Regions from separate parts of the Homo sapiens genome. Here region 1 is linked to region 2. The links are chromatin loops, found by intact Hi-C in ENCODE. Cell type or tissue: heart right ventricle. All regions are shown on one strand.

The links. Peaks named below come from ENCODE experiments on the same cell type or tissue, not always from the same donor. Only the 100,000 strongest peaks of a DNase experiment are listed, where the experiment ranks them.
Region 1: a loop joins it to region 2, with 4 times the contacts of the local background. A loop is called at or near these places in 3 of 110 quality-filtered maps.

What each region holds. Positions count from the first base shown.
Region 1 is chr17:32,213,882-32,216,381 of GRCh38, reverse strand. All of the region lies in intron 19 of RHOT1 (ras homolog family member T1), which reads right to left. Among named protein-coding and RNA genes, the nearest start is that of RHBDL3, 51 kb to the left of the region's middle. In heart right ventricle, no CTCF peak of the experiment used is centred here; no DNase peak of the experiment used is centred here.
Region 2 is chr17:32,268,517-32,271,016 of GRCh38, reverse strand. All of the region lies in intron 2 of RHBDL3 (rhomboid like 3), which reads right to left. Among named protein-coding and RNA genes, the nearest start is that of RHBDL3, 3.9 kb to the right of the region's middle. In heart right ventricle, no CTCF peak of the experiment used is centred here; a DNase peak (open chromatin) is centred at 1,377; H3K27me3 peaks cover 1,585 bases.

The sequences.
Region 1 (2,500 bases), 55 kb after region 2:
ATATGCACAAAGGAAATCACGCCCAAAGAATAAACTGTAAAATAAGCAATATTTGATTAAATAACAGGTTAGAAGTGGTGAGATTATACACAAAAACCTAGCTGGGAAGGAGATTGAGAGTATCAAAAAATGACTAAGTTACACAAACAAACAAATGAAAACAAACACCTAAAAAAGGACAAATTAAAGTTCACGATACACTACAATCTAGTAACATTCTCATGCAAAGCAGGAGTGTTCTCAAGTCAGAGTAATAAATACTTAATAAATAAAAATCCTGGGTAGTTCAAACCAACAATCAAGCTCATCTATATATAATCATTTTCAAATTTAAAAGATATTTAAAATTTAAAATATATTCAAAAGGTCTTTTTCTCCAGTAACGTAATTTATACCACTTGAAATGAAAGCAGTCCCAAAGATTAAAATCATCTGACCACATGTTACTCATCCTCCACATGTATTCAAATTCAAATAATTCCAGTTATTCATAAATTAGTCTAAAGTAAAACATAAACCTATCCAGATCTGAGTGAGCTCATAATTACCAAGAGAAAGATTACATGTGAGATAGATGTATGTTTAACACTACTCTCACACATCAAAGTTAATATACGTTCAATTAAATTGGAAATAAAAATTTTTAATTCATTCTTTCTATACTTAAAATATATCGTGTTAGTAAATAAGTTCAGGAAAAAAGACAATTTTTTTCTCATAAAAGGAAAAACACTTGCAGAAATTAACCTCTTGAAACTGCCTAAATTCATTATCAGGTTATATAGCACTTTCCTTTTTAGCATGAAGGACTAACATCACTGAAAATATAACCAAAGTTAAAAAATGTTTTTCTTAGAGAAATAATATTTAGAAAGATGCTTAAAGGCAGGTTCCATATATTCTTCATTTTCAAATTTTGCCCCAGTTCACAGCAGGTTCCTATTTAAAGCAGGTACTTAAATTAAGTACTCTGAATGAATAAATCACATCAAGGTGGGGTTAGGGGACAGTGGGGTAATAAGAGAATGTGGTCTCAAACATGTATCATATCTGGTAGTAATTTCTATTTCAGTGACCAAAATTTTTACAAGCACACTAAAACAATGTGCTGATTTGAGACCAATACTTGTCTACTAATTTAATTCTTTGTAGACATTCAATGAAACTTTTTACTTAAATAAAAATGACAGCTGGGTGCGGTGGCTCACAGCTGTAATCCCAGCACTTTGGGAGGCTGAGGCTGGCAGACCACCTGAAGTCAGGAGTTCGAGACCAGTTTGAGACATGGCGAAACTAAAAATACAAAAATTAGCCGGGCAAAGTGGCACATGCCTGTGGTCCCAGCTACTCCGGAGGCTGAGGCACGAGAATCACTTGAACCTGGGAGGTGGAGGTTGCAGTGAGCCGAGATCATGCCACTGCACTCCCGCCTGGGTGGCAGGGTGAGACTCCATCTCAAAAAAAAAAAAAAAAAAAAAAAAAAAAAAGACAAGCCTTTTAGAACTGCTCTTTCACAATTCTAAATCAAACACTAAGCATGGTAGTTCTGATATCTAAAAACAAAGACTTAGGACCTAGTGTTAGGTGAGAACCCTCCCTATGAATAAAATACAGTGAAAAAATTTTAAATGACTTTTACTTAGTCAATCAATCTTTTTTGTGCCTAACATTAGGATATGTCTAACACAGGAAACCAATAGTGACCAACCAGTAACAGCTGCCAAAACCTGAGAAGTAACAGGGAAAGGTGGTTCCATTCTCATCCCACCACCCAATAACTTTTTCAAATTTTTCATGGGAAAGGAGTAAAGTGGTGGTGGTGGTGATGGGACCAGAGACATTTTCATTCTATGTGTCCTTTTCCTTGGCCTCTATTTTCATGACTAGGCCATACCTTAAGACTGAGGTTGCAAGCTGGTGGACTATAAACATGCTTTGTTCTGATTAGTACTTAAAAATTTGTTAATTAATTGCTAATCTCTAACAATCTGGAAATTTCACACCAAAGCCTTGATTTCCAGTCTCTTGTAAAACCAGAAAACCTGGCAACACCAGACCTGTACAACAACAAACGGCCAGAGCTGAGTGGTGGCTGCCTCTTTTAGACAGTGCCTGTCACAGTCCCCACCTCTCCTTGTTTCTTATACTTGGCCACCTTCATTCTTTTACAGTATCCATCCGGGACCTGTGGGCACTGAGTTTTTGGCCCCCACCTACCTATCTTACTTACCTTTCATAAACTAGAAGAAACTCCAATACGCAGCCCCTAAAATTCCACTGTACTTCTCTTAAATAAATGATTGAAATACTAACGGGGATAAGGAAGGAGTGTTTGAAAAGTATACTGGTTCCTCTACTTGTCGTTTTCATTCTTTCCATTCTTGATTACCAGATGTCAGGATGTGTGCTGACATCACCATTAAATTACTACCAGTTTATAAATAGATATGACCGAAACGTACTGATTTCTCTTTGAGGGCCATTGTATAATTTACTATGC
Region 2 (2,500 bases):
GCTATGTTGCCCAGGCTGGTCTTTAACTCCTGGGCTCAAGCGATCTGCCCACCTTGGCTTCCCAAAGTGTTGGGATTACAGGTGTGAGCACCCAGTCAGAAAAATAAAACATCTTTACTACGATATTATACTATAACAACAGACTAATATTTATGGTAAATTTTAAATCTACTTAAATATTTAGGAAAACCATCAAGATCTCCAAAATATGAAAAGACGATTCCCTCAAGAAGAAGTTTGAACAGGACATGAACACATGGAACATACCGAGTTGAACTGATGACCCTCAGGTCTCCCACCTGCTGCAACTTCTGGGACCCATGGGGAAGAATCGGGGGAGTGAGGGTGCGTGGCATGGATTGGCCCTGCTAACACTCCTGCTTGAGTGGGCCAGATGCCACAATGCCAGGGAGGGGGATGCAGAAGCTTCCATGGGACTGGGGTCACCTGCTTTCATCACCTCCAGTCCCCACAAAAGGTATCCTGGCCATTTAGTTCGACGGTGACCATATAGGACCAACAAGACCAACACCATGGCTTCTAGCCCTTGGGGTCCAGTTGGCGTCATGCTAGATCAAGGCTACTCCACATGCTGAAGAACCAGACATTATGGAGGGACTGGTCTAATCCATCCCTAACACCTGGAAAACAGACCCTAGCAGATCCCAGTTTGAAATTGGGCTACCACTGGTGTCTGCTTGACCCAAGAAGGGAGGGAGGAGATACTTGACTGGTTCTAGCCACCCATGCCATTGATCTCTGGAAGGCGAACTCCAGAGTCACTTGTGCTTACAGGGACTCTGAGAGGTGTCATGTCCCATCCATGACTGCAGTTTGATCTATCAGGGTTGCTTGCTTCTTTTTTTTTTTTTTTTTTTTTTTTTGAGAAAGGGTCTCACTTTTTGGGAGGCCATCCTCCTGTCTCAGCCTCCCAAAATGCTGGGATTACCGGCGTTAGCCACTGTGCCTGGCCTAATTTCTTTCCTAGAATTAATTCTGGGCAGGCCTCCCAGAAGCAGGGGTATGCTCTTTGTGACACCCAGGACCCAGGACCTACCTTCAGTTGGAAAAATTCGATTTAATAGACCACTAGCTACTATTAGGTGCTACACATTCTTTCTGCTCCCTTGAGTTCCAAAATCTTCCTACTAAAAGCTCTCTTCCTTTCACCCAAATGGTTTGTTTTAAAATGTACACATACACACAGGGACTGGCAAAGGAAATTAATCAAATGAAAAAGATAGACACAGACAGAGAAAAAAAAAGAATGATACACTTTGTTCTAGGTTCTGATTCTAAATCTGGCAGGAGGTGTGAAGGGCTGGCAGCTTGGTGGTAGTGGTGGCAGTGGCGCAGCGGGCTCCCTCCTGCCTTGGGGCATCAGGCCAGCAGCTGCTGTACTCTTAGGAGCCAGAGGGAGAGATGCTCTACCCGTCAGGACAGGAGCCAGTGCATGCTTTGAACTTCAAACCACAGCCAGACCTCGTGGTTAATGTGGATGATCACCCCAAATCCTCACCCCAGGCCTTTCGCGCTGCAATTCCGTGTCATCACGCCCACTCCGGCATCTGCAACCGGCTGGCTCCTCTAACTGAACTTGTCTCAAACCAAAGTTGTCATTTTTGCCAAACGTCTCTCCTCACTCCAACTTGTTTTTTGTTTTTGTTTTGAGACAGGGTCCCACTCTGTCACTCAGGTTGGAGTGCAGTAGCACGATCGTGGCTCACTGCAGCCTCAACTTCCTGGGCTCAGGCAATCCTCCTGCCTCAGTCTCTCATGTAGCTGGAACCACAGGAGTGTGCTACCATGCCTGGCTGATTTTTTAATTTTTTGTAGAGATGAGGTCTCACTTTGTTGGCGAGGCTGGTCTTGAACTACTGGGTTCAAGTGATCCTCCCGCCTTAGCCTCCCAAAGTGTTGGGATTACAAGCGTGAGTCACCACACCTGGCCCCACTCCAACTTCTTTCCCTCCTAGGTTCAGAATCTCAAAGTTAGATATGTGGTTCCCCTCACCTACGGTCTATTAAGATCTTCCAATTCTTCCATCACCATGTCCCTCTTCCCGTCCATCCTCACTGTCACCTTCTTGCCTCTGTTCAGTGCTGCAGCTCCTGCCTAGCTTCCCTCATCCCCGTAGCCCATTCACTCCTTATCCCCTAAGACACTGGAGCTTTCCCAAGCCTGGCTTGGATCACATAACAACCCTGCTAAAAAACTTTCTAAGGCTTCCCCTGCCTACAACGAAGTCCTGGTTCAAGCTAATTTTTCAGCTTTATCTCCTTCTCCTACCCAACACATTCCCTCTGGCCCACTCACACCAATTTCTTAAAGTTGCACAAACTTCATGGCACAATCATTCTCACCCCAGGACTATAGCACTCAACTATCCTCCAACATGGGGCAAAGAGGGAGAAGGAAGCACATAACAGCACCCACCACGAATGCTAAGAGGAGAACCATTTCCTTGCTGAAGGTCAAATGTCCATCTCCAGGTTCAAA